7 separate regions of the Homo sapiens genome follow, and all the other regions are linked to region 3. The links are chromatin loops, found by intact Hi-C in ENCODE. Cell type or tissue: mammary epithelial cell. All regions are shown on one strand.

The links. A loop is a pair of places that touch in the nucleus more often than their neighbours do. Peaks named below come from ENCODE experiments on the same cell type or tissue, not always from the same donor. Only the 100,000 strongest peaks of a DNase experiment are listed, where the experiment ranks them.
Region 1: a loop joins it to region 3, with 5 times the contacts of the local background. A loop is called at or near these places in 3 of 110 quality-filtered maps.
Region 2: a loop joins it to region 3, with 19 times the contacts of the local background. A loop is called at or near these places in 2 of 110 quality-filtered maps.
Region 4: a loop joins it to region 3, with 9 times the contacts of the local background. A loop is called at or near these places in 10 of 110 quality-filtered maps.
Region 5: it touches region 3 in a loop (15-fold over the local background); 26 of 110 quality-filtered maps call a loop at or near these places.
Region 6: a loop joins it to region 3, with 9 times the contacts of the local background. A loop is called at or near these places in 9 of 110 quality-filtered maps.
Region 7: it touches region 3 in a loop (6-fold over the local background); 6 of 110 quality-filtered maps call a loop at or near these places.

What each region holds. Positions count from the first base shown.
Region 1 is chr3:59,422,559-59,426,558 of GRCh38, reverse strand. All of the region lies in intron 5 of CFAP20DC-DT (CFAP20DC divergent transcript), which reads right to left. Among named protein-coding and RNA genes, the nearest start is that of CFAP20DC-DT, 340 kb to the right of the region's middle. RefSeq lists a silencer at 1,656-1,775. In mammary epithelial cell, no CTCF peak of the experiment used is centred here; DNase peaks (open chromatin) are centred at 1,018 and 1,708; H3K27ac peaks cover 1,051 bases.
Region 2 is chr3:59,311,323-59,315,322 of GRCh38, reverse strand. All of the region lies in intron 4 of CFAP20DC-DT (CFAP20DC divergent transcript), which reads right to left. Among named protein-coding and RNA genes, the nearest start is that of CFAP20DC-DT, 230 kb to the right of the region's middle. In mammary epithelial cell, a CTCF peak has its summit at 1,778; no DNase peak of the experiment used is centred here.
Region 3 is chr3:58,993,298-58,997,297 of GRCh38, reverse strand. All of the region lies in intron 4 of CFAP20DC (CFAP20 domain containing), which reads left to right. All of the region lies in intron 2 of CFAP20DC-AS1 (CFAP20DC antisense RNA 1), which reads right to left. Among named protein-coding and RNA genes, the nearest start is that of CFAP20DC, 55 kb to the left of the region's middle. In mammary epithelial cell, a CTCF peak has its summit at 2,367 (motif pointing left); a DNase peak (open chromatin) is centred at 2,357; H3K27ac peaks cover 1,986 bases.
Region 4 is chr3:58,639,012-58,643,011 of GRCh38, reverse strand. It overlaps FAM3D (FAM3 metabolism regulating signaling molecule D), which reads left to right. Exons shown (of 10, transcript NM_138805.3): 7 at 2,835-2,885. Among named protein-coding and RNA genes, the nearest start is that of FAM3D, 26 kb to the left of the region's middle. RefSeq lists enhancers at 1,580-2,080, 2,081-2,581 and a silencer at 2,119-2,278. In mammary epithelial cell, a CTCF peak has its summit at 2,212 (motif pointing left); a DNase peak (open chromatin) is centred at 2,171.
Region 5 is chr3:59,051,328-59,055,327 of GRCh38, reverse strand. No RefSeq gene overlaps it. Among named protein-coding and RNA genes, the nearest start is that of CFAP20DC, 3.3 kb to the right of the region's middle. In mammary epithelial cell, a CTCF peak has its summit at 2,310; a DNase peak (open chromatin) is centred at 2,337; H3K27ac peaks cover 430 bases.
Region 6 is chr3:59,564,935-59,568,934 of GRCh38, reverse strand. The region is part of intron 6 of CFAP20DC-DT (CFAP20DC divergent transcript); the gene reads right to left. Among named protein-coding and RNA genes, the nearest start is that of CFAP20DC-DT, 480 kb to the right of the region's middle. In mammary epithelial cell, no CTCF peak of the experiment used is centred here; a DNase peak (open chromatin) is centred at 2,344; H3K27ac peaks cover 1,664 bases.
Region 7 is chr3:59,808,165-59,812,164 of GRCh38, reverse strand. The region is part of intron 8 of FHIT (fragile histidine triad diadenosine triphosphatase); the gene reads left to right. CFAP20DC-DT (CFAP20DC divergent transcript) reads right to left here. Exons shown (of 7, transcript XR_002959675.2): 7 at 855-2,433. Among named protein-coding and RNA genes, the nearest start is that of CFAP20DC-DT, 720 kb to the right of the region's middle. RefSeq lists enhancers at 1,425-2,058, 2,059-2,692, 3,327-3,962. In mammary epithelial cell, a CTCF peak has its summit at 2,193 (motif pointing right); no DNase peak of the experiment used is centred here.

The DNA of each region.
Region 1 (4,000 bases), 430 kb before region 3:
GCGTATGGGCCCGACGTAATCACAAGAGTCCTTAAAAATGGAAGAGAAAGGAGTGTCGGTCCAAGGGAGATGTGACTGCGGAAGAAAGGCATGCAGAGATCCAACATTGCTGTCTTCAAAGATGGAGAAAGGGGCTGTAAGCCCAGGAAAAGGCAGGCAGCTGCTAGAAGCCAGAAAAGGTAAGAAATGGCCTCCAGAAAGGAAGGTAGCCCTGCCAACACCTTGATTTTAGCACAGTGAGACTCACTCACATCAGACTCCAAGACTATAAGATAATAAATGTCTGCAGTTTTAAGCCACGAAGTCTCAGATAATGTGTTTCAGCAGCCATGGGAAACCAACACAGGGGATGGGGAGGCAAAGAGACATGGGGGTGGTCCCGTCTGGGGATGGTTTTAACCCTCATTGCTCACTCCTTCCTGTGTGAGTATGACTGGAGACACCCAGGTGCGTGCGTCTTTCAAGCAACCTTCTCGGCCACTTGAGGGCTTTTCTCACAACTTAACTGCAAAATACAAAGGTAAGAGTGCTGCATTTCATGACACAGGTTGAGCCCTCTAAATGACAGAGACAAAACCAAAACAACAAAGCCTCTGCTTCTGATTTAAGTAGCTGAAGTTCTTCAGGCCCAAAGTGCCCAGAAAAACAGCTTTTCTTCTTTTTCACCTTGCCTAATGGTCAGATGTTGAAAAACCCTAATGGTGATGGCTAATGTCAGAATCCCTTTTCTCTCTTCTGTCTTCATCCTGGGATCAGTGAGATTGGATGTGGGTAAGCAAAGGCTTACAGACATGGGAGGACGGAGCTCAGGGATGACCCTCACCAGCCCGGCCAAGTGCTTGGACAAAACGTCCAGATGATTTTCTTTAATCGGTGCAGTTTAAACATGAAAACAGACTGAATGGAGGAGAGAGTTTGCTGCTCTCTGACCTTGGCTGTGTGTTTTTCTTCATCTCCTGTCAAGTTCAGCACCAAGAACAAACAATCACCGATGAGCTGGAACATGAGAATGCAAAGGCTAGGCAGCAATGAGGTAACTCCGACGTGAGGCTGAATCGAATCCTAGAAAATGCAGCTTCTCTGTAACTGCCCAGGGGAAGATGGACTTGTGTCCAGAGAGTTTTAAAGTTATATGGAAGGACTGAGCTGTGGGAGCTGTGTATTCTCTGTGTGAGCTATGTGATCCTGGGCAGGTTATTTAACCCCAGGAGCCTGGTCCATCGTTCATGGCGGGTGGTAAAAGCTGCCCTACAGAATGGTGGTAAGGAGCTCTGGGAGGGCTTCTCTGCCACAAAGCCCACTCCAGCTGGCTCAAGTAAAGACAGAGTGGTGTGAGGATACACTGACAACCTCATAAAACCCAAGAGCAGAGGCTCTGATGAGTTCTGGATTGCAGAACCTGGTTCATTCTAGGAAATACCTACATGGAATCCACAAAGATTTTTGTTGTTTTGTTTTAAACTTAATCTCTTAATAGATTTTTTAAAACTGAGATATAATTTACATACAATAAAGTATCTAAATCATGAAATTCACAAGTTCAGTGAATTTTTATATATGAATACAAAACGTAACGACCACCCCACACCAAGATATTAATAGATATATAGATCAGGAGTCAGCAAACTCAGGCCTACAGGCTAAATCTGGTCTGCTACTGGTTTTGTGGTTTCATCAGAACACCACCACGCCTATTGTTTATGTCTTGTCTATGACTGTGTGAGTAGTTGCCCCAGAGACCTGGCAGTTTCCAAGCCTAAAATCATCAGCAGCTAGCCCTTTAAGAAACAGTAACCCTCTCCCTGATAGACAGCCTGCCCAGCACTGCCTTCTCTACCCAGCTGGTACCCTCCCAGATAACTCTTTTCACCTATGTTATTGTAGGTTAATTTTGCTTGTTTTCAAGCTTTGTATAAATGGAATGTTATAGTTCTTATTCCTTATTCTCTCCACGACGTGTCTGTGAGACGCAGCCACATTGCGTGGCACTCTCTCAAGTACCCCCTTCATGCAACTCAGTTACAGGCCAGGCATTTTCTCCTCTCTGTCCAGCATGCTGGCTTGCTCCCCTCATTCACTCTCAGGCACCTCCTGACACTGTCCCTTACAGCCTCGGGGATGCCCTTGGGCCCTCTCTCTACAGTAGCGGTTCTTGATTCTTTCTCTCTCTTAATCATCTATTGCTGAACCATGAATGCCCCTGGAAATCCCATCAGAACGAGGGACCCACTTCTCAGATAAATGCATAGGTAGTGAAATGCTTATCTAAAGATCAAGCTTTGTTGTTGATTTAACATTTTTTTCTCCCTGCGTTGGTGAGTGAAGCTTCAGAAATCCACCTTGAATTCACAAAGCTTTGACTCACGTAAAAAAAGAAAGCGGGGGAGAGAGAAAACCCTGTTACCACTTTGGGTTTTACTCAAAAGGGTATGTGAAGCACAGGTATTCCTGCGATGGGGACAAGGAGAAGGAAGATAGCATGCTTTGCATTTTGAGATCCTGTCCCCTGGAAGATAAAAGGACGGGACTCCAGGTCCACATTACACCAGACACCAGGACGAGCACCGACCCAGCCCCTGTGGTGCCCTGGAGCACTGAGATCTTGTGCCAGCTCTAAGACACTATTTCAGTTCTCCGTCCAGGAACCACACAGGCCTCATTCCATCAGGACAGCGATGACATCTGCTGTTGACTGAGGAGACCAGGCTTTGACCTAGACGCAGCATGGCACCAGGGAGCGTCAGTAGCGGTGGATTGATCGGTTTCCAGTTTTCTTGGCTTGAGTATGGGAACTGGAGGGAGCCCCTTAGCACCGCGGAACCTCAGAGTTCTTGGATTACTCATGGGTAAGGGGGTCCTGAAAGGGTGATAGTGAAACTTGTGCTAAGGAGTGGAGCAAGTAATCAGTGAATAAGCTGTGTGACCCGACTTGCACCTCAAATTTGTGAATCTGCTCATACCATTTATACATACAAACCCCAAATCTCACAAAGATTTGAAATGGGTTTGTGGACCCCAGGCTAAAAATCTCAGTTTAATAATCTATCCTTTCTGCTTCAGCTGTCACTGAAAATTAGCGGGGCCTTTTTGCACTTAGGTAAAATCCCCAAGAGAAAGTAATTGGCCAAGCTAATATTTTAATTAGGTCACCAAAATCCCAGCCTGGCTGGTCTGTGGGTCAGCTGTTAGTAGGTCAAGCTTGCAACCCTAGAAGCAGGCACGTGTGGGCCGGGCACGGTGGCTCACGCCTGTAATCCCAGCACTTTGGGAGGCCGAGACGGGCGGATCATGAGGTCAGGAGATCGAGACCATCCTGGTTAACGCGGTGAAACCCCGTCTCTACTAAAAATACAAAAAATTAGCCTGTCTTGGTGGCGGGACCTGTAGTCCCAGCTACTCGGGAGGCTGAGGCGAGAGAATGGTGTGAACCCAGGAGGTGGAGCTTGCAGTGAGCCGAGATTGCACCACTGCACTCCAGTCTGGGCAACAGAGCGAGACTCGGTCACAAAAAAAACAAAAAAAAAGAAGCAGGCACGTGTGACCTCAAAGGTGGTCCCTGGGCAGTGGGGCTGGGGCAGTTTCCTTTAGATGGAGGTGTGAGCAGGACAGGCACTGTGACTCTCCAAGGAGTTTTAGAGATGATTGAGGAAGCTACAGGCAACTCTCTGTATCAGTAGGCTTCTCATCCATGAATTCAACCAACCACAGACGGAAAATATTCAGAAAAATAATCCCACAAAACTCCAAAAGCAAAACTTGATTTTGCTGCACACCAGGTACTCCACTGAATCCATGAGAATGAAATAATATGTAGGGTTGTATTTGGGATTAGAAGTAGTCCAGAGATGATTTAAAGTATATGGAAGGATGTGCATAGGTTACATGCACCTACTACATCGTTTTATGTCAGGAACTTGAGCATCTGCTGATTCTGGTATCTGAGGAAGGTCCTGGAACCAATCCCCCACAGATACTGATAGATGACTGTACTTAGTAAATG
Region 2 (4,000 bases), 320 kb before region 3:
GGAGAGAGGATTTAAGTAAGGCAATGGCAGATGCTGAGGAATCAATGAGGAGTCTACTGCAGTGTTACCTCCCAATAAATACCATACTCCAGGTGACATATGACTGCGGCATGGTCTAGAGAAACAGCACTGGGGATGGTAAGAGTGACAGTAAGGATTATAATAATCAAGGCTGCCATTTGCTGTGCCACTCTCTGTGCTTAAGCAATTTCAATTATTGACTCATTTAATCCTCAGAATTCTAAAAGTAAGGTTCTAGTATTATCCCAATTTTATAATCAAGGAAACTGAGGCACAATGAGGTTCAGTGACCTGTCTGTGGTCACACATCTAGCAGCGATAAGAACCCAGACTCAGTCTTCAGGGCTTAAGCTCTTAACCCCTCCACAATCTTGCTAAATTGAATTAGATCTTCTGCTATGTGTTCAGGCAGCCACCTGGTTTTCCATGGTGCGGGCAATTTATTCATTCCCTGACCAGTCCTTTCACTGCAATTCAAGAGGTTAAATGCTTTCTCATGGATGAATTCAAGAGACCACCCTTCAGTGGGAATTCTGTCTGCCTTATTCTTATTTCCTATGCTCTTCCTAGTCTCAACTACAAAGGCATCTTGAAATTGCATGCGTTGACCTGTACTGAAAATTAGCTATGGAATGTCTTTGTATGAAATTCTTTTCTGTACAAACCGTGGGTCAAAGAACAGAGCTCAGTTGTGAATTCTGATGCCTCCATTTGAAAAGTTCTGTTAATGTTGAGAATAAATATGACTCATCAATCTTGGGCAGTGGAGGTGGGCTGAAGAAAATTGTTAATTTACAGGGTCACTTCACTATGGGAGCCTGAACAGAAATGTCATTTTAAAAGTTGTGACCCTATTACTGAATTTACTGTTTTAGATGGTGTGCTGTTAGACTGGACTCAATGGACCAGGGGCTTGGCTGACCCTATCCAGGTCAGACATTTGACCTGGTGGGCCAAGAGACTCACATGACCTATCTGCCATGTTCCTGATGGGATTAAGAGGCAGAGTGCAAGAGAAGTCTTCTGGCCAGGGAGCAGGAGAGGGAAGGGAGAAAACACTGGAGTGTCAGGCAGAGTGAGGGATAGCCAGTAACCTGTTACTAAGGCTTAGTTACTGAAAGGAGGTTCAGAGCCAGGAAGGTGGTTCTGACCTTCGAGAGAGACCAAATCTTCTGAAGAAGAGTGTTCACAACAGGAGGTCCATGATAGAACTGAGACACAAGAATGAAATAAAGCCCTGCTCGGGTAGCTGCCATAGACACTGTAGCTTGGTTACATTGGACATGGTGGTTCATTCACATAGTCAGTGGTTTTATATGTCAGAAACTATGGAAAGTTTTTGGGATTCAGAAATGAACCATGGCACCATTTCTGCCTGCAAGGAATTCACCAGGCTAAATGGTGGCAAGCGCTCCTTTCAGAGAATTAAAGCACACAGTCAAGGCAGGAATAATGGTAAAACAGACTTGATTCAAATCATATCCCACCCATCCTAGTGTCAGGGTAACTCTCAGATTACTCTGCAGCTAAGCAACCCTAAGTAAGATTAGAAGGAAGTAGGTTCCAGGTTCCAAACATTTCCCATTTGGTGTGGACAATATCTGCTACTCTGAAATGAAGTCAAGCCAGGACTCCGAAGCCACTCTCTCTCTCTGGAAGGAACTCCATGTTCCAGGAGGAGCCATGATTCTTGCCAGCTCCCTGTGACCCTGGCCTCCCAGGCAGCGCTGTCTCCACCTCTGGCTCCTGCTGCCCCCATCTGCCTCTCTGTGGTATCACAAGGCACCCACTAAATTCACCAGCAGAGCTAAGAACCTTCAATGTTCCAGCAGTGGGGCAGTGAGGCAGGTGAGCCATTGGGGAAATTTCTTGGGGTCCAGAGAGTAGACTTTTTAAGATATTAAATCTGGAGGGAATCATCTCCTCCAATATCCTGAAGCCCAAGGTCAAGAGAGAACATGAAGCAGAATAAGTTCTGTCCACGAATAAAACCACTTAGCAGAGGCTCTGACAATTCTAATAATGAACCTCTGGTTAGAGGCCATCTTACACACCCTGCTCTCATTCTTACCCATCCTCCCCACCAACTCCATTTTCCACCTACAAGCTGGAGTGATCTTAAAAGATAAATCAGATCATGCAAGACCCTATCTCTACCAAAAAAAAAAAAAAATTAGTCAGGTGTGGTAGTGCACACCTGTGGTCCCAGCTACTCCAGAGGCTGAGGAGGTTGGGGGATGGCTTGAGTCCAGGAGTTCAAGGCTGCGGTGTGCTATGATCTCACTACTGCACTCCAGCCTGGGTGACAGAGCGAGACCATGTCTCAAAAAGAAAAAAACAAACAACAGAAAGAAAACCCTCCAAATACCCAACACAACAATAACAGCAACAACAACAACAAAAATACTTAGAATAAAATCCAGACCCTGACCAGAGCCTACCTGGGCTGGCCTCAGCCGACCTTGCTGACTGCATCTCCTGCCCCTCCTCACAGCTCTGCAGCCATCCCATCTTTCTCTCTCGTCCTCCAGCATACCCACACCAAGCTGCTCCCACCTCAGCGCTCAGTATACTCAGCCCCTAAGGGGTTGGTTTTTCTTACCATTCGGCTCAATGTCACCTCCTCAGAAAGGGTCCCTCTTTGGTCTCACCGCCCAGCCACCACTATATTCCCCGTCACCTGGCTTCACATTTCTTTTTTCTTTCTTTTTTTTTTTTGAGACGGAGTCTTCCTCTGTCGCCCAGGCTAGAGTGCAGTGGCCCAATCTCGGCTTGCTGCAAGCTCTGCCTCGTGGGTTCATGCCATTCTCCTGCCTCAGCCTCCCGAGTAGCTGGGACTACAGGCGCCTGCCACCACGCCCGGCTAATTTTTTGTATTTTTAGTAGAGACAGGGTTTCACCATGTTAGCCAGGATGGTCTCAGTCTCCTGACCTCGTGATCCGCCTGCCTCTGGCTTCACATTTCTACAGATCCCTGCACTAGCTGAGATGATCTTATGTAATGATTTATTGTCTGCCTCTACTACAAGGGAACCCTGTGAAGGCAGGAAGGAGGACTCATGCAGCAGAGTATCCCAGCACCTGGACAATGCCTGGCATAGTAGGTGCTTCAGAATTTGTGGGATAAATGAAAGTACAGTCAGCCCTCGGTATCCATGCCTTCAGTTGCCGTGGATTCAACCAATCATCCATTGAAAAGATCTGGGAAAAAACTTGTATCTGTACTGAAAATGTAGACATTTTTTGCATGTCATTATTCCCTAAACAATACAGTATAAGAACTGTTCACATAGCATTAACATTGTATTAGGTATTATAAGTAATATAGAGATTATTTAAAGTATATGGGACACTCAGCCCCATGTGCTTAGGTTATATGCAAATACTACACCATTTTATATCCGGGACTTGAGTATGCATGGATTTTGGGATCCGAGGGAGGTCCTGGAACCAGTCTCCTGCTGATTCTGAGGGTTGGCTGTGTCATGAAATTACCACCGATTCCATTGAAATGAATGTTTTATGATAAGGTTTCAGTTTACAAGTTCTAGAAATGGACTATATAAAGAACAAAATAAAGAGGGAAGAAGAAAGTTGTCCGTGTAGTTGTTTTAATAAGAACTAAAATATATACTTATTAAGCCCCATCTATACAGGATATTTAACTCCATACTATGCAGAAAGAAAATTGTTTCTGCCAAAATTACAGAAATGTAGGCTTGATTTATAATAATGTAGAAACAGTTCCAATGAGTTGTTAAATCTTGTTTATTTCTGGGACTTCACTGAGTTTTCTTTTGCATGAAGTTATTATTTAAAGTTCTAGTTAGCGAATTAATGTCAATAATTTAAATGAATATCTTTGTGTGCAATTATCTTGGATTGGAAGGCAATAAAACAGCTGGAATTACTTTTAACAAATTACACATTCCTTCCCCGTCATGTACTCTACTGTTAGCATTAGGGAATGTTACTGCTG
Region 3 (4,000 bases):
TAGGGTAGAGATAATAATATTAATAGTACTTATTTCACAAGTTTTTTAATGAGGATTAAATGAGTTAGTACAAGTATTGGGCACATAGAATTAAATAAATGTTAGCCATTGTAAATAACAAAATAATACATCTGAAAGTGTTGCAGGACTTTTCCTTAGTTCAGCTAAAGACAGCGTCCTTGTCTGTCCCAGGGACATGAAAATTTAGGCTCACAGAAAGTTTGAAGGGTGAGTAAAGCAGGAGTTTTTTGGGTGAAAAGGGGAAACAGTAATCCTCCACAAGGCCAGAGTCCCTCCTGGAGTGCTTCCCACCACAGCTTGAATCCCAGATTCCACACAGGAAGAGGAGGGGCCAGGCTCCTCCCGGCTGCAAAAGGTGCGAACCTCTGTGGCTCCACCCCGGTGTGCGCTCTTCCCAGTGGGCATGCCTGTTGGAGAACCCCTCCCACCTGGCTGTCTCAAAAGCATCTAGAATTACCTAGAACAATGCTACTCAAAGTTGCCATTACAGTGAGATAAGGAACTTGGGCCACAATATAAATCAGCACTCTCCTTCCTTCTTTGGAAAATTCTTGCTAGGAAAAAAATGTTTGCTTATTGATAAATTTAATTTACGTTCCAGCTCTAGCTTCTTTTTTTCTCTGTAGATCAGCAATAAACAGTTCACATAGCACACTTTTTGTTTTCCTGGCCCAGGATATAGTAGGCAGTCAGTACATTTGTTTATATACTCTGACCTGAAAAGGCTGTCTATGTAAAGGAACTTATTAAGAGGAAGCAAATAACGAAGTTTGTGGATTTCAAGTTGTGTGTATGTCATACATTATACATCTATTTGTAATCTATCTGTATCTTAAAAATTACAAACAAGATAAATCACAGCTGTTTTTTTGGTAAAGGTTTTAAATATTTTTCTGGTAGGAAGAGTAGATAAAGGCAGCCATGTGGGTTGTTACGTGAAGCCTAGAATGGGCTTTCCCAGATATCAGGAAGACACAGAGGTGATATCCTCATTCTCTTTTGCTACCATATTAGCATCTATTTATAGTCAAATATATAAAAATAAGCACAGTTATTACAGGTGAGATTTATTTGTATAAATAAGTTTGGAAACTATGCCTGTTGTTTACTGGAAAACCCAATTATGGTGTTGTTACCTAGAAGGGAATATTGTAAGTAAACACTTTTTTTTTTCTGCTTCATTTATACCAAAGCAATTTAACATGAAATTAGTAATTATATTAATCTGGGCTCTCCAGAGCAACAGAAACAATAGATAGATAGATAGATAGATAGATAGATAGATAGATAGATAGATAGATTTATTATACAGAATTGGCTCATGTGGTCATGGAGGCTGAGAAGTCCCATGACCTACAGTCTGGCAAGCTGAAAAGTCAGAAGAACCAATAGATAGTTCCAGGTTGAGTCTGAAGGCCTGACAACTGGAAGAGCCAATGGTATAAGCTCCAGTCCAAGTTGGAAGGGTCCCAAGGCAAAAGACCTATGTTCCAACTAAAAAGACAGAGAGAGCAAATTCTCCCTTACTCCACCATTTTATTCTGTTCAGGGCTCCAATTGATTGGATGAGACCTAACCACATTTGAGAGGCAATTTACTTCACTCAGTCTACTGATTTGTGTGTTAATCTCGGCCAAAAACACCTTCACAGATACACCCAAAATAATGTTTAACCAAATCTCTGGGGACCCAAGAGCCCATTCAGTTGAAAAAAAATTGATCTTCACAGTAATGTTAGATGCAGCCTTATATAAGGATGAAATTCTTTGATTCCTATAAACTCTTAAAAAAGATTTTTTTCTACTCAAAATTAATTACTTAGACTACTTTTGGAAACATTTTAATTTATTATTTGAATAAATTTTTTAAAATTTCTACAAATAGTGTTTTTTTTTTTTTTAGTGAGATATTTTTGACAATCATTTCTGATGGATTGCAACTGAAAATGTAAAGACATGTGCCAGTGGTTGTTCTGGGAATTTTTCAGTTGCAGGAGAGTCCTCTTTTTGGGCTAAAAAATAGATTTGATAAATTATGGAGGAAACCTATAGAGTGATGGGGCAGAGGAAGGCAGGCTGCTTTGTGCAACTGTATCTCCTAATATCTTTATCAAAATGACATCATAAGGATGTACAGCGAAGGTGGTAACCCTCTGTCATTCCAGAGAAAAAGGGATATAGGTAGTGCAGCCTGAGGTTCTCAAGGCATGGAGGAAAAACGTTTCAAAAACAGAAAAGAACCATTTGAAAATGCAAAAGAAAATGGATATCCTAGGAGCGAATTGGATTATTTTTTCAGACTTGTTGTCTTCCTGTAACCTTAACGAATAGTACCATAGCTCCCCCTGCTGCATAAGGAGGCAAAGAGGCAAAACCCTGTCACAAAGAACCTTCTTCCCTCACCTGCCGGAATTGTTGGTTTTGCTTTTTGTTTTTTTTTTTAAGTCTTTTGGTTCTTTACCCGAGCAAAGTCATTGAAACTGTTCTTTTTTTTTTATTTCCAACCATCCTTTCTCTCCTCTTCCTGCTAATTGCATGTTTGAAAGATTTATGGATATCATTTTAAAAGCTAACATTTCAAATAAAACATAATAGGAAATTATAATTTGATGATTGGAGGTGTCTAGAAATGCATAAAATACAATTTAGATATATATTGTACTTGGATAACAAGTGTGGGAAAAACTGGGGGAAGGGGGAAGGCATTATTGTTATTTGACGAGGAGAAGAACACAGTTTTAAAGACCTGAATTCTCTGACACCAATTTGCTTGGTGCCTTGGGCAAGTTACTTAACTTTCTTTGTGTGCTGCAGTTTCCCCATTAAAAAAAAAATGAGGATAATGGCATATGCCTTTTCTCTGCCTCATAGAATTCTTACCAGAATGATAGAAGATCAAGTAATGCCCCACTTATCCAGCCATCATACTTCCAGCCTTAGCCATCTGTAATGAATCTCAGAAGCAGGCAGAAAAAGGCCTGTGAGCAATGAGAGCACTGCAGGCTTTAAGAAAATGCAAAGTCCATTGACTTGGAATTTTGTGTCAGTTAAGCTCAGTGTGTGCTGAGCTTGCAAGGTATACATGTGTTTGTGTGCATGTATGTTTCTTTTCTCTGTAGTTCTTCCCTCTCTGTAGTTACCTAGGAAGATAGGTTTTTATTTAAATGGAAAGGCAAGAAAGGGAAAGGTTGATTGAGGCAGATGAAAGTGTCTCCTTGGAAATTCACCATGAAGTTGGTGTAAGTTAGTTCAACCATTGTGGAAGACAGTGTCATGATTCCTCAAAGACCTAGAGGCAGAAATACCATTTGACCCAGCAATCCCATTACTGGGTATATACCCAAAGGAATATAAATCATTCTATCACAAACATATTTGCACATGTATGCTCATTGCAGCACTATTCACAATAACAAAGACATGGAATCAGCCCAAATGCCCATCATTGATAGACTGGATAAAGAAAGAATGGTACATATACACCATGGAATACTATGCAGCCATAAAAAGGAACAAGATCATATCCTTTCCAGGGACACAGATGTAGCTGGAAGCCATTATCCTCGGCAAACTAATGCAGGAACAGAAAACCAAATACACATTCTCACTTATAAGTGGGAGCTGAATGATGAGGACACATGGATGCGTGGAAGGAAACAACACACACTAGGGCCTGTTGGAGGATGGGGAATGGGAGGAGGGAGAGCATCAGGAAGAATAGCTAATGGGTGATGAGCTTAATACCTAGGTGATGGGATGTTCTGTGCAGCAAACCACCATGACACACGTTTACCTATGTAACAAACACACACTCTGCACAGGTACCCCTGAACTTAAAAGTTGGAAATAAAAAAAAAAGAAATTCACCATGAAGATAACTAGAGAAGAGGCCAGAATTAGGGGTAAACAGCGTTCTCTATTTCAGTCAATCACACGGTACTGGTTTCCTGCTTCAGAGTTTACAGGCTTTGTTGAAAGTT
Region 4 (4,000 bases), 350 kb after region 3:
CGCTGGCCAGGAGAAAATTGGGGAAGGCTCTTTCCAGGCAGGGGCAACACAGTGCAGGGAGGAGAAGGGAAAGGGAGGGAGAGAGGTTTGCAGGGCAACATAGAGAGGCAAGGCTGGGGACAGCAGCAAGGCCAGAGGATGAGGAGCTAGCAAGCCTGCTAAGAAGTGTGACTGGAAGCCGAGAGCAGTAGGGAGCCACGGAAAGGCTTTGAGCAGTGTGTGAGGGGCCAGGCATGCACTCCAGAAACCTCCCTCCAGCTTGGAGTAGGGGGGCTGGAGGCAGGGAGACCACAAGGGAATCCATGGCCTTGATAACCCTGCATCTCCTGCAGGACACACACTTAAACAGGAGGCCAGAGGGCCGCCAAGCCTGAAGTAGGGACACGTTTCAGGAGGGAGTGGACTTACAGGGTCAGGTAAGGACCAGGTGGTCTAGCCCCAGCCAGACCTCCTCTCTGCCTCTGTTCTTAGAAAACAGAGTTTTCTAAGAACTGGCTGTAAGGGCCACTTCTGGGACAAAGGTCAGGGCAAGTTGGGGAAAAGGTGTAAGGGATGCTCAGGAAGGAACTTGTCGAGCTTGTGTGTGGCAGGACCACATGAGCACACTTAGGAAGGAACAGGGTAGGATGGGAGCCCCGGCCTTGCCAGCTCCAAGCCCCTGCACTTCACTCCAGAGAAAGCCTTTTCTCGCTCTGCCAAGAAACCCTAATGGGTCAGGGGAGAAGTCGAGGCCTGGAGCAGTGATGGGGCTGTTCCTGGACAGATGGGAGTCAGAGGACAGCCCTGGCCAACTTCCTAGGAGCCCAGGAAGGGCCAGGGCAGGGAGTGGCAGGAGGCTGAGTGCAGCCGTTCCTCTGCAGCTTTGAGGAGGGCCCAGGCCTGTTCCACTCCAGCCTCAATGAAGTGGCATCCCTCCTGCAGGGAGGGTGTGCCCAGGCTGGTCTCAGAGCGCTCTTTTGTGCATGCCAGACCCCAGAAGACTGTAGGAGCCTCAGCATACATCAACACTCCCATCCATCTGCCCTCACCCCACAGCGAGGGCAGGCAGGAAATGGCACAGGCTGCAGCTGACCTGGCTGAAACCTGCTGACTTTCTCCCCTAAATGGGTCGCACCTGAGAAAAGCTTTTTGAATATTCTCCAATGAGATGGCCCCAGACTAGGCCTCTTTCCCTGCTTCTCACAAAGCCAAAAGGATGAAAATAACCATCAATGGCAATAAGAACTAGCATTTATTGGGCACTTACTGTGCCTTTTCATTTAACCCCATCACTGTGTTAGGATGGAGCTATGCTCAATATCCCCATTTCCCAGGTAAGAAACTAAGGCTCAAAGAGGTTAAGCAGGCTGGGTGCAGTGGCTCATGCCTGTAATCCCAGCACTTTGAGAGGCTGAGGTGGGCAGATCTCTTGAGCTCAGGAGTTCAAGAACAGCCTGAGTAACAGTGAACCACCCCCCGAATCCGCCCCGTCTCTACAAAAAGTAAAAAAATTAGCTGGGTGTGGTGGCGCACACCTGTAGTCCCAGCTAAGGCTGAGGTGGGAGGATTGCTTGAGCCTGGGAGGTCGAGGTTGCAGTCAGCCAAGCTCACACCACTGCACTCCAGCCTGGACTGCAGAGAGACCCTGTCCAAAAAAAAAAAAGAGGTTAAGCAACTTGCCCAAGGTCACACAGCCTATAAAACCACCTACGTTTGAACCTGGATCGAGTCAACTGCAGGTCTTAATCATTCACCTGAACTACCTCCCTAGACTAGAAATGTCTCAACCACACATACAGCACCTACTGTATACATGCGTGCTATGTATGCCAGATGTGGGGAAGCCCAACAAATCATGTAAGGGGCTCAGTGTCCTCATCTATATGACCAAGAACAACACAAGGATTGCTAAGGATCCAGTAGTCTTTAACCTTTAGTGGGGCAGAGAGTCCTCAGGATCTTCCAGCTATGCTGGCCGCCACCCCCACCCCCAACACTCTCCAATTGCAGAATCATTCACAAGCGCACGCGATCACAAAAGCAGCCCCATGGGTTCATAGACTCCTTCCAAGAGCCCCAGGTGAAGCATTCCGTTCACGCTACGTGGCTCCCGAGAATCCTGGAGGGGCTGCTAAGCGAGCCTGCTCGCGCCACCTGGACAGCCTAGGCCTGGTCCCCACCCTCCTCCGTAAGCCTCGGAGCTGCCATCCCCTCTGCAACGCCTCCATCTAGCGGCGGAGAGCGCGAACTGTAACGTTCCTCCAGAAGACTCGGTTCCCTGGAGGGCTTGGCCTTCGGCCACCTCCTCCCACAAAACCCACAAACGCAATCCAGGTTACTGGACCCTGGGAAACTGAGTACCGCTTAGCCCAACACAAATCCCTTTGCCTTCAAGAGGTGGAGGACTCCAGTTGTAGGTTTTCTATTTAGGTGGGAATAATAATGACGACTGTCATTTTGATTTTGATTTTGCAGCTAAAATTCATCTTGTATGACTACTATTAATATTTTAAATGTATCTCCTTTAGTTCCCACAACCCATTGTACAGATGCAAAAATTGAGGTCAAAATGCTAAGTCCTGCGTTAGAAACTGGTAGGACAGAACACCGACTCAGACTGAGTAGACTCAGTTCGATTCCAGAGATGTCCTCAGCCATTACGTTCTTGAACCTCTCAGATGAGCCCAGCCATTCCTGGAAACCTACTTTAGTCCTGCGTGCTCTTTATAGGACCTGATTTCATTAGATTCTTATTCTGTTTTTAGATCTTAGACTACAGATTAGGCATTTTCAGCAGAACGACAGGCAGAATGACACGTGTTACAGGGGATAATCGTTCTCCTCTTAACCCCTAGGAACCACGGGAGCTGTGCTGGGACAGAAGGCATTTGACATGTACTCTGGAGGTAGGTGCCTCTGCTGACACTGAAGTCACAGTCGGGGGTGCGGTGCAGAGGGCTGAGCCTCTTCATGTGGCAAGGGACCTGGTGGCTCGAGGTACCTGGTGCTTCTTTCCACAGGAGGCACCCAGGAAGAGGTGCGGTGGGGGGTTGAGGGTGTCCTGCTGCTTTCGAAACTCCTTCTGGCCATCTCAGTTGGGATCTCCCAGACTCAGATCCTGAGACAGGGATTCAAGTGCAATGCTTTATTTAAGAAGTGAGCTCAGGAAACGTCAGATGGGCAGCTGGAACCCTGTCCTCAGCCCAGGGCTTCATAAGACCCCACCCGGCCCTCCTCCATCTCCATCCCAACTCATGGGTGAGCAGTCCGCAGAGCTAGGAGTGTGCTGACCTGGAGTCTGCATCAGGGCCCACGCAGGTCTCTTACCAGGTGTGCCCCACCCCCAGGCTTCTGACACTCCCCCAGGATGGAGGGGTGACCAGGGGCTGGCTGTTGCTTGATGGGAGGGTGCTGTGGATGGAGCCTGGATGGGCCCACTGAAGTGCCCACATGCGGTGTGCAAGGTCCCTCCTCCTGGTACAGGATAGAGCTGAGGACAGGGGCAACAGGAGATGGGGACAGGCCAGGGGCTGAGGACCAGACATTCTGCCTGGAGTCCTACTGATGTTCAGCGTGGCCTGGGGCCAGGTTTATGGAAAACGTCCAGTCTCCGGTGTCAGAGACTACTGGCGGCATGACCTGAAGCAAGTGATGCCTCTTGAGCCTCAGTTTCTTCATCTGTGACATAGAGGCAGCTATAGTTTCCACTCCATAAAATTGATGTGAAGATTAGATAACCTGAAATAATTGGTGGAAGGGTATCCAGCCTGACTGGTGGAGGGGTCCAGGCAAGCTATGTTAGTCTTCTCCCTTCCCTCCTCTTCCCCTTCGCTCCCCTCTTCCCTCATTCCGTCCAGATGACTCAGAAGCAAGGAAATCATCTGTCAGAATGAAAAGGAAAAAAAGCGTAAAGATGAAACTAAGCTTTAAAATGCCTTATGATAAACTTGAATGTAGCCACGGCTGATGGGGACCCAGAAACAGAAGCATTGTGAGCAAGTAGTCCTTCCCTTCAGGAAAC
Region 5 (4,000 bases), 58 kb before region 3:
TATGTCATTGTAAAACAAATTAATACTAAATATCCACTCAATAAATGTATTCCTTTCAAAGATGCATTTGGCAAACGGTCGTTTTTCTAAACCTAAGTGCTTGCTATGTAAAGCTACTTTATTTAGGAAAGTATTCATACCTAATTATCAAACTACTGGGATAGTTTTTTTGTTTTGTCTTGTTTTCCTGAGAAAGCTTTCAAGTGGTTTTGGAAATTTTAAAATGATGCATGACTTTTGAAGTACTTGGTCATCTATAGGTACAGGCAAGAAATAGTCCCCATAGGATCTCATGGACCTGAGAAGGGGGAAAAACCCATTTGAGGAGAAAATCTAAAAACAGTAAAGCCCTCAAAAACTTTCACCATTCCATACTTTCTGGAAAAAAGAAGACACTACTATTTTCAAATCACCTGTCAAATGAATAACTTTGGTATCATTAATTTTTCTTGCTTAAAACTATAAAATAGGCCCAGTTTCAAAACTTTCCTATCAACTCAACATTATCATTCATAAAGCTATTCCATAATGTATAAAAAATTAACCCTTCAAGTATTAAACATTTCTAGATTACTGTGTAGCAAATTCTCATGAAACAGATATCTTATTTCTTCCCATTAGCCAAATAATTAGATTATGTACTGTAATCAAAATATAAACTACAACAATATTGTGGTAAATACAGTACATTCTTAGTTCAAAAGATATTATTTCTCGTCAAATTGATAATCATACTCATCTAAGTGGAATGGCTATATTGGCATACGAAGACTGCCACTCTTTAAAAACTGTTTCTAGTCTATTCCATTTTAAATACTATCCAATATCCTTTAATATTAATATACCAACAAATTATTTTTTTCAATCACTTTCTTTGTAGAACAAAGACAAGCACTTTACAGCTTGTAAAGTGACTAATCTTAAAGTTATCAAATTAAGTTAAGCAATTTAACGCAATTACTAAATGTACCAACTTCTTAAAAAATTGTAGCAATTAAAGAAATTGTTTCACTGTCTTTTATAGGGAACATAAATAACTTGGTTTATCTTTTATAATGAACATAAATAACTTGGTTTAAGCCAAGTTGTTTGGGCAGGCTGGCTTTTTTCTTTTTTTTTCTTTTTTTCAGAATTCTGCTAGATATCCTTGAAGTCATAGTCAAATCCAAGTTTTTGTTCATAGCTTGCATTCAATCAAATTGAAGAGTACTTGCTATTGTAAAGTTGGATTTCCACCTTTCTCTGATTTTGAATTCATACTGTTAAAGTACTGCACATTCTTATTTTTGTTTTATTGCTACCATTGTCATTGTTAATGGTGGCTCTCACCATAGGCAAAATACCATTGATAAACTTGGGCAGCTTTCAGATTTGCCCATTTCCTGGACAAGCAGTATATCATACTTGCTAATGAAAATCCAACTCTGAGTCTCCTGAACTTGTTAGAAATTAGGACGGTCAGATGACAATGTTTGGCTTTGGACTATTACTTTCTCTTTAGGAAGTGAGGACACTGAAATAAATGGACACTGTTTCCTTCTAGTCTTAAGTTGAATAAACAGGTGATCAAAACCAAAAACACCTGAGTAATAAGACTTACTGATTCACTGTAATTATTCATTTTCAATTCTGTAGCTCATTTTTTCATTGACAAATTGAGGTTATTAATTCACCCTTTTAGTTGTAGATAAATGATAAACATATTAACTCATGTAATCATAAGAGGAAGAAAAAAATAAAGTAGGGCAAAGTTGTGGATTTCACTTCAACTATGGTGTCAAAAGACCCTTTTCAGAGACCCAAGTAGATTGTTAGAAGCCTTAAGATGTCCCCTAGATTCTTCCCAGATTTTCATTATACCTTTTGCCATCCTTATTATTAACAGCTGCCCAAAGAAGATATTCACATCAACCCCCGGAGCATGTAAATGTTTCCTTATTTGGAAAAATTGGTCTTTGGAGATGTGATTAAATTATCTTGAAATAAAGAGATTGCCTTGGATTATCAAAGTTGGCCCTAAATACTATTACAACCTCTTTATAAGAGACACACAGGGAAAACACACACAGAAGAGAAGACAATGTGACCACGGAGGTGAGACAGAGACTGGAGAAATGGAGCCACAATTCAAGGGGTGCCAACAGCTGCCAAAAGCTGATGAGGCAAAGAATGGATTCTCCTCTAAAGCCACTAGAGGAGTGTGGCCCTACTGACACTTTGATTTTGGACTTCTGGCCTCCAAATGAAGCCACAATTCAAGGGGTGCCAACAGCTACCAGAAGCTGGATGAGGCAAAGAATGGATCCTCCTCTAAAGCCACTAGGGGGAGTGTGGCCCTACTGATACTTTGATTTTGGACTTCTGGCCTCCAGAACTATGAGAGAATAAATTTCTGTTGTTTTAAGCTACTCCTTTTGAGGTAATGTTACAGCAGCCACAGGAAACTAATATACCCGCCCAATGTTACTCCCTGTGATTGAATTCATGATATTTATCACAAGTTGTAATTATTTGCTATTTTATTTATCATCTGTCTCACTCCCCTGTGTAAGCTCCATGAAGGTAGGGCCATTCACTGCACACCCAGTCTCTTAGCATAGTATTTGAAGTATCTTATGTTCCTAGAAACTGTTAAAAAGAATTAGTGGATAAATGTCCCCCACAGATAAGTCTTGTAAGACAGAGACCATGTCTATTGATCACAATTGTCAAAGCCTCCAGCACAGAGCCTTACAAGAAACTGCTGTTGAACTAAGTTTGCCAGTCTAGAAATCAGGAATTTTGGATTCTAGACACTATACTGCAATGTATAGCTGTGCCATGGCCCCCACCTCTATTTCCTTTCCATCTATTATTTGGCTTAGAATGTTCAAGAAGGTTTGTTCCTTATCTGCTCTTCTTATCCTTGATAAGGAGCAGGTCCAAATATCATTTATTTTCGCGTCCCTTACATAATCCATAATAGTTGGCATATGATACGACAATAAATGTTTGAGGTTTTTGGGTGAAGTGGAATGATTCCAGGCTTTAGACTCAAACATAAATGAAACTCAATATTGCATCCTTGAGTAAATTCCTAATCGACTCTGAATCTCAATCTTCTCAAATGAAAGGAGACTAACCCTTACCTCACAGAATCGTGAACCTGTGAGCCACTCTGCCTATAGCAGGAATTTTATGAGTGGTACCTGATTAGCATTAACCTATGCCATTGACCTAACTCAACCATGAGTGCAGCATCAGATAAGAGTTCCTAACTGGTGCTGTGTCCGGAATCGGTGGGTTCTTGGTCTCACTGACTTCACGAATGAAGCCGCGGACCCTCGCGGTGAGTGTTACAGCTCTTAAGGTGGCGCGTCTGGAGTTTGTTCCTTCTGATGTTCGGATGTGTTCGGAGTTTCTTCCTTCTGGTGGGTTCGTGGTCTCACCGGCTCAGGAGTGAAACTGCAGACCTTCGCGGTGAGTGTTACAGCTCTTAAGGCAGCACGTCTGGAGTTGTTTGTTCCTCCTGGTGGGCTCGTGGTCTCGCTGGCTTCAGGAGAGAAGCTGCAGATCTTCGCGGTGAGTGTTACAGCTCATAAAAGCAGTGTGGACCCAAAGAGTGAGCAGTAGCAAGATTTATTGCAAAGAGTGAAAGAACAAAGCTTCCACAGTGTGGAAGTGGACCCCCAGCTAGTTGCCAATGCTGGCTCGGGCAGCCTGCTTTTATTCTCTTATCTGGCCCCACCCACATCCTGCTGATTGGTAGAGCCCAGTGGCCTGTTTTGTCAGGGCGCTGATTGGTGCGTTTACAATCCCTGAGCTAGACACGAAGGTTCTCCACGTCCCCATCAGATTAGCTGGATACAGAGTTTGGACACACAGGTTCTCCAAGGCCCCACCAGAGCAGCTAGACACAGAGTGTCAATTGGTGTACTCACAAACCTTGAGCTAAACACAGGGTGCTGATTGGTTATTTACAATCCCTGAGCTAGACGTAAAGACTCTCCACCTCCCCACC
Region 6 (4,000 bases), 570 kb before region 3:
CATTAATGCAGCCCTGTTTGCCAAAGAGTAATTCAGTTGCTCAAATCAATAAGTAGCAAAAGCATAAAAATGTACCAAATTGAGACAATGAACCAGAGTATAAATGGAAACCTTCATCTTCCACTTCCTTAAAAGTGGGGGCTGCATTCTGGTGACCTTCTGATGCTACAGTATCAAGGTGAATATGCAGAAATTCCTCTACTTCATAAATTCCAATTCTCAAATGTCCATCGAACCATCAGAGCTAAATGTTGGAGCCAACAGGAAGCTCCCCTGCCTGTCAGTGGCATTTAGCCTCAGCCTTCCCATCTGCAGTTTTTTCCCAGCAGTGTGCTGTAGTTGAAGCAATATCTTGTTATAAAAGTATTTGCAATGAAAAGGGGAAAATCGTAATGCAAACTTCTATGGAATTTTTTTAAGGTTCAAAGGAGGTAAAGAAGAGTGGGAGCTTTTGCCATCTTCCTCTATGGTTCATGCCTCTAAACATCCATATAGATGACATCTATTGCTCATCGTGTAGTGCCACCTTAGGCGTAAAGAAAGTAAAACAGCTCTTCATATTGTAATATAGGAACTCCTTTTGAGGGCTTAGCATGCTGCTTAATCCCAGCAAGAAGGAAGATTTGCTCTGGTACCCTTCCCACAATGGTAGCAGAGAGAGGATGATGCCTTGGGATTCAACTAATCCAGAGCTTCTCCCATGCCTACCTCTGCCAGGATCTTAGCCTACACCAACTGAGAAGCTCATAATCATCGAGTAGAGAGCTTATATATACCTTTCTCCTATGAGTTCTGTCCCTCTAAAGAACCCTAATATAGAAGTAAGAAACAGCTAGAAAAAGAGGAGTCTAGAGTCCAGATAACATTTCAGTCATCAAACCTCCCCAGCTTCCCTGATCCTTGCCTTTCTGAGACTTGGCTGCTCAGCATGTCCAGACTGGTGCGCTTCCCCCAACATTCTTTCAGGAAGTACTGGGGAGCTCATAATGATCGAATGGAGATCCCAAACTGTGTTCAAGTCAACACTGCTTCTCTGAAATTTGATCAGACATTCCAAGAAAAATGCATTTGCTTCAGGAACTTTGGGAATCCCTGCATACTCAATTTGTCTCTATGATACTCCAAAGTGCATCAGCAACAAGTTCTGCAGCAAAGAATTCTACTTATTTTGGTTTAATTTGACATTTTCCATACTTGTTTGACTGAAAAAGCTTTAAAAAATTTAAAATATTTTAATAAAAAACACCAATTCACATGGTAGAATACAAGGAAAGTATTTAACCTAAGAATCATTTTAAGAAAACTTAGTGTTATCACTGGTCATTAGAGAAATGCAAATCAAAACCACAACGGGATACCATCTCATGCCAGTTAGAATGGTGATTATTTAAAAGTCAGGAAACAACAGATGCTGACGAGGCTGTGGACAAATAGGAATGCTTTTACACTGTTGGTGGGACTGTAAATTAGTTCAACCATTGTGGAAGACAGTGTGACAATTCCTAAAGGATCTAGAACCAGAAATACCATTTGAAGCAGCCATCCCATTACTGGGTATATACTCAAAGGATTAGAAATCATTCTACTGTAAAGACACATGTACACATGTTTATTGCAGCACTATTTACAATAGCAAATACTTGGAACCAACCCAAATGCCCATCAGAGATAGACTGGATACAGAAAATGTGGCACATATACACTATGGAATACTGTGCAGCCATAACAAAGAATGAGATCATGTCCTTTGCAGGGACATGGATGAAGCTGGAAGCCATCATCCTAAGCCAACTAACACAGGAAAAGAAAACCAAACACCACATGTTCTCACTCATAAGTGGGAGTTGAACAATGAGAACGCATGGACACAGGGAGGGGAACATCACACACTGGGGCCTGTCAGGGGGTGGGGGCGCAAGGGGAGGGAGAGCATTAGGACAAACACCTAATGCATGCAGGGCTTAAAGCCTAGATGACGGGTTGACAGGTGCAGCAAACCACCATGGCACTTGTATACTTACGTAACAAAACTGCACGTTCTGCACATGTATCTCAGAACTTAAAGTAAAAGAAAGAAAGAAAGAAAACTTAATGTATCACAACCCAAACTGGGTTTTCATGTTTTGACAAATGTTTTCATGTCACATCATCCTCCTAACCAAACTATGCCACTGTTGTCTCTTTCAGTCTCCCCCGCAAAGCATCAGGTCCTTTAGGGCAAATGTGAGGCCTTATGCATTTGTAAGTAGGTATTCATTACCTACTCAGTTACTCATTAGGTAAGTGAGTGTGAAAGAAGAAAAGCTATTTAGGACTCATTTCTTTGCCAATGACAAAAACCTAGATCAGACAGCCTGAGAACGTTAAGTACTTACTGAAAGAATGCCGGAAGAAGTGCACAGGTCTGGACATGCTGAGCAGCCAAGTCTCAGAAAGGAAAGGATCAGGGAAGCCGGGGAGATTTGATGATTTAAGTATTATCTGGACTCTGGACTCCTCTTTTTCTAGCTGTTTCTTACTTCTATTCTCTATTAGGGTTCTTTACAGGGACAGAACTAATAGGATAGATGTTTACAAAAAGGGGAGTTTATTAAGGAGTATCGACTCACATGATCACAAGGTGAGGTCCCACAATAGGCCATCTGCAAGCTGAGGAGTAAGAAAGCCAGTCTGAGTCCCAAAACCTCAAAAGTAGGGAAGCTGACAGTGCAGCCTTCAGTCTGTGGCCAAAGGCCTGAGAGCCCCTGGCAAACCACTTGTGTAAGCGGAAAAGTACCAAAGCTGAAGAATTTGGAGTCCGATGTTCGAGGGCAGGGAGCATCCAGCACAGGAGAAAAATGTAGGTTGGGAGACTAAGCCAGTCTAGTCTTTCCATGTTCTTCTGCCTGCTTTTATTCTGGCTTCTCTGGCAGCTGATTAGATGGTGCCCACCCAGATTGAGCATGGGTCTGCCTTTCCCAGTCCACTGACTCAAATGTTAATCTCCTTTGGCAATAACCTCACAGACACACCCATGAACAATACTTTGCATCCTTCAATGCAACCAAGTTAACATTCAGTATCACCATCACATGTTCCTTTCTGCAAGCTGGCTTTGTTCTCCCAAATAGCCAATCCTCATAGCTATACAACTAAAGAAAAAAAGTGACACCCTCTTAAAAATTTCCTGAGAAGAATTCTAATTGGCTTGACTCATGGCCTGGGCCTACTATGATTGGCCCGCTTGAATCTTGTGCCCATTCCTGAGAGTGGGTACTGTGTTTAGAAGCCCTTATGAGAATCATGTAGTTGGAGTACGGAAAAAACGACCCCCTAAAGAAGCAGGAGAGATGTGTTTCACACAAAAGGAAGGTGTTCAGGTTGACATATTATGCATGTCTATACAGACATGAAGAAAGGACTACTGGTTCTGGGGAGAGAATCATAACCATTCTTCCCCTTCCTTCATGCTCTCTAAAATCAGCCAAACCACATACATGTTGTTATGGACAAAGCAGCCCACTTAGTTCAGGTGCTGCCCTTGCATTCTGCGTATAACCTGTGTCTGCTTCTCCCAGGAGGAAAGCACACGGGGCTAATTGCATTAGCAGGTGCAGTACTATGTTGGTGATTCTGTGCCTAATCTGCTCATTATGCAGCTGATGTCATTTTATAAGTGGAGAGAAATAGTGTTATCACAGGAGAAATGAGCTCTCTTGCTTCTTGAGAAATTCTCTTAAGCCTAGACAAAGGGGTTTTAAGTTTATCAGCCTCCCCTTTGTGACACCTCATTCTAAATGATGTATTAATCATTTGTTGATTATACAGATCAATTAAAGAGGTTTTACAGGTTAGGTTAATTAAATCTTTGGTAGAACTTCCTATTTATTTAGACCTTCTGCTTTGCAATTATAAAACACCACCCAACCAGCATGTTGACTTTTAATAAGTTGCAAACAAGGGTCGTAAAAGAACATATTCCCCTCATTGTACTCCTTATAAAGTGTTCTTTTTTCTATTA
Region 7 (4,000 bases), 810 kb before region 3:
GCTGATCGTTTGGCAACATTCCTAGTCTCTGCTCACTAGATGCCAGTAGCATCTACCCTCTCCCACCAGTTATGACAATCAAAACTGTGCCAAACATTGCCAAGTATCCCCTGGGGGCAGAATCTCCCCCAGTTGAGAACCACTGTGTATAGATCTTACTGGAGTGTATCCACCTAGGTAGGATGAGCTGCCACGGGGTAGGATGAGCTGCCAAGGGGGCACAAGGCTTCCTATTCAGCTGGGCCTGTGAGGCTGTGGGAATCCATAACCCCTTGTCACCTTCACAATCACAGCCATCCACAAGACCAAATGTGCCTTGCTCTTGAATAGTATTAACTGCCCCTTACAGATCCAAATGTGGCTATCACAGTGGCAGTAAGTGCGCCATTAAAATGAAAACCATTTACTCTAGTGACCCAGAGCTGTCTTATATATTCCTCTCTCTGCAGCAGTGACTGTTTCCTTTTCTTTATGTATCAAAATTACTAGCGCTGTGAGCAACCCCCACCATTGTCCTGGACTTATAAGGAGTCCAGTAAATCACTAAGTGATTTTCTTTTTCTTCCTTCCTTTCTTTCTTTAAAAAACAAAAATAAATTTTCTGAGATTAGTATGGGAAAAGAAAAAGCAAATGAGCTCACCCGTGGAAATTTTTATCCCAACTGTTTCTAAAGTCTGAAAACAAATCACATTTTTTCTTTTAATAGAATATAGATTTGATTTCTTGATTTTAAAACATGCACTTTTAATTCTGTCTGGGCATGCAGGATGCCCACATGCTGGCTAAAAAAAGAAACACGAAGCTATTTGGAGAATCACTTTGTCTACACAAAAGCAGAAGCTGATTTGACTAATGATTTTTCTCCTCTTTGATTTTTATTTGAATCAAAATGAGCAGTTAGTTATATCTTGGCACCCCACTGCCATTGCCTCTGCATTCTCCTAAAATAAAGAGGATTTGATGTGCTTAGTACAGATGTGTTATGAGAGGGTGACATAAGTGTGCAAGGGCATCCTTGACGTTGTGTTGTGTCCATGTGACATAGTAACTGGGCACAACTCATTTCACACTGAGAGGTTGAGACTGGTCAGTTATTGGAAACCCAGAGCATTCTGATTTTCTCTTGTGACAACAGTTCCACTTTGGCCTGTTCATAAATCACACTGGCTTGAGAGCAGACCATCACAAGTATGTTTTCTTTCTAGTATTCCACTTTCAACAGACATGTTTTAAATTAACCAGCCAAACACAGTTCAAGAATCAGAACCAGTGAGTGAAAAGTCTACTTGGCTCAAAACCTGACTCAGTCTTATTAATTCAGAAAGCAGAAAGCTTACATGCGCTAATTACCAAAGCTACTAATTAGCTTTAATTATAAGCTTGGAAGGAAGTTGAAGTGTGCTGCATTCGATAGTGCTGTTGACCTTTTCAGTGTACTTTGGAGGGGGAGGGTGGAGAGGCATAAAGGAGGTGTTATAAAATTCATCAGAGAGCAATTAATTTATGTCTTCTGATGAATATGCTATAAATTAACACATCTGTGTATATCAGAACATAAAGGCATTTTAATGGAGCCTTACCAGTGTCAACTCTGAGTGCCCCAGCCAGCCAAGAAAATGTACTCGTTTGGTAAGTTATTTCTTATTCTACCGCTATTGTAAACCATGTGGCAAACTGCATCCAGCCAGGTGCATGCTTCTATTTGTAAGTCATAATTAAGATAGGGGGCCAGCTTTGATTGATTTGGGAGGGTCACTCTGAGGAGCTGCCCTTGCAGACATTTCATGAGGTGCTCAGAAATCTGTTTCATGCCAAAGTCTGGAAATACTGTCCCCATTGGTCTCTCACCAGGGTCTTATTTGTCACTCTCTCTGAGCCTCTACAGCCCAAGGCTCAAACCGTGCCTTTGATGTGGCTGGGATGCTCCATGCTGTTTTTCATGTGGTAAGACAGCTCCTCCAGTACTCCTCCTCACACAAATGACGATGGCTTTCAGGGACCACCAGTACAGCCTTTCACACCTCAGAAGACCCTCCTCAGGCCCCAGGAGCCCTCTCACAATCCCCGTAAGAGGCACCTAAAGCAGACCAGCATCTGCTTGCTGTGACTTGTAAACTCTGAGTCCCCTTATCCTCTAGATTTGAAGCTTCTTTGGTTAGGTTCCAATCTCTCAAAACTGACGTATCCCCTAGTAACCACCAGAGGGATCCCATATAATGTGATAAAAATTATAATCAACATGGAGGAATCACAGCTCAGCCAGCGTGTGCTTGCTTCCAAGGCCCCAGGTCTCTCAGCCTGGAAAAGGAGAGCGGGGAACAAAGGAGGAACAATGTGAGGGAAGGTTCTCCTTGGCAGCTTCGGGGAAGGGATCCTCAAAGGAGAGGCACAGGTCTGAAGACGGAAGTGTCTGAGGCCAATCTTCTCTTCTCCTGGAAACAAGCAAACAAATAAAACAAACCCCAGTCATTACAAAGAAAGCCCTTTGAAAATCAGTGAAATCAGACCCTATTTGTTTCTAAACCCGTGTTCAGAAGTTGAACTCCAAATATAATGAGATTTTTTTGTGAGAACTAAGAGCCTTTTCCATGTTTCAAATAGGGTTGTACAATTGTATAAAAGAAGAGGGAATTGGGAGTGTATTATGTTAGCTTCCTAGGACTGCTGTAACAAATTGGCACAACATGAGTGGCATAAAACAACCAAAATGCATTCCCTCCCAGTTCAAGATGCTGGATGTCCAAAACTAAAGTGTCAGCAGAATCATGCTCTCTCTGAAAGTTCTGGGGAAGAATCCTTCCTTTCCGCAATCTTTGGCCTTCTTTGGCTTACAGCAGATTCACTCTAGTGTCCGCTTTGTCTTCACATGGCCTTCTGCCCTCCGTTGATGTCCTTATAAGGACACCAGTCACGGAATTTAGGGCCCATTCTAATCCAGTATGACCTCATCTTGACTAATAACATCTCCCAAGACCTCTTTCCAAATAAGGTCACATTCTGAGGCTCTAGGTGGACATGCATTTTTGGAGAGCACACTCTTCAACCCAGTATGTGTTCCTTAACTATTTATGTAAACAACATTTCAAGTTTAAGCCCTAGACACAAAGCTGGGCTGATACTGTAGTTCTAACATGATTTCCAGGTCTTGGGATGAAATCCATGATCACCACCGGGAAAATGATACTTCAGTCACCGTGGGTTTCCTCTCTGCTTTTTAAAATATAGTTTTTCAAGCACAATGCCTCTCCTCTAAGCTGTTGTAAGGCTTCTGTCGGAGAGTTTTTGGTGTCTTTTGTGTGTGAGTGTGTGTTGTGTGAAGTATCAGAAGACATTGTTTCTACCCCGCAGTCCCTTTGTAGCTAATTTTATTGCCCTCAGCTGTTAGGTCTTATAGATTATCCCCGAGCCTATTGGGCCAAATCGGTGTAGTTAAAGCTCAAGCCATCCTTGTTTATCCCTGTTCTTAATTCATGTCTGGCTGCCCAAACGGCCAACTGAAACTCCAGATCAGCTCAGCAGAAAGCTGTATGTTCAGGTCAAACATGCTTGAGTGAGAAGATTGTCTGCAGTGTGTCAGGCAAATTGGCAAGCAAGTGTCAACAGACCCGGAGGTGGGAGGAGAATGAAAAGAGGGGAAATTAGCAAAAGGAGTGGACGTGGTTGGACCTGAGTTTTACCGTAGGGTAGAGACTGGTCATCACTGGCAGAGGTGGGGTTGTGGGGAAAAAGGGAGATAGTCCCAGGGGCTTGTCAGAGAGGGCCTCCATCTCCAGGTCAGAAAAGCCCTGAAGAGCCAGCCTTTCAAGCCCACTTCTTGTTCAGAGGCCCCTCCGCAATATCCCTACCATGTGGACTTCTAGCCTTGGCCTGAATTCAAGCATCCTAAGTCATTACCAAGCCCCCTTTCAAACCACACTCTTCATCCTGCAATTTTCATTATGTTAAAAAAGCATCTGCTTCCCCAGACACTAAAGGCCACATATTGTATGATTCCATTTC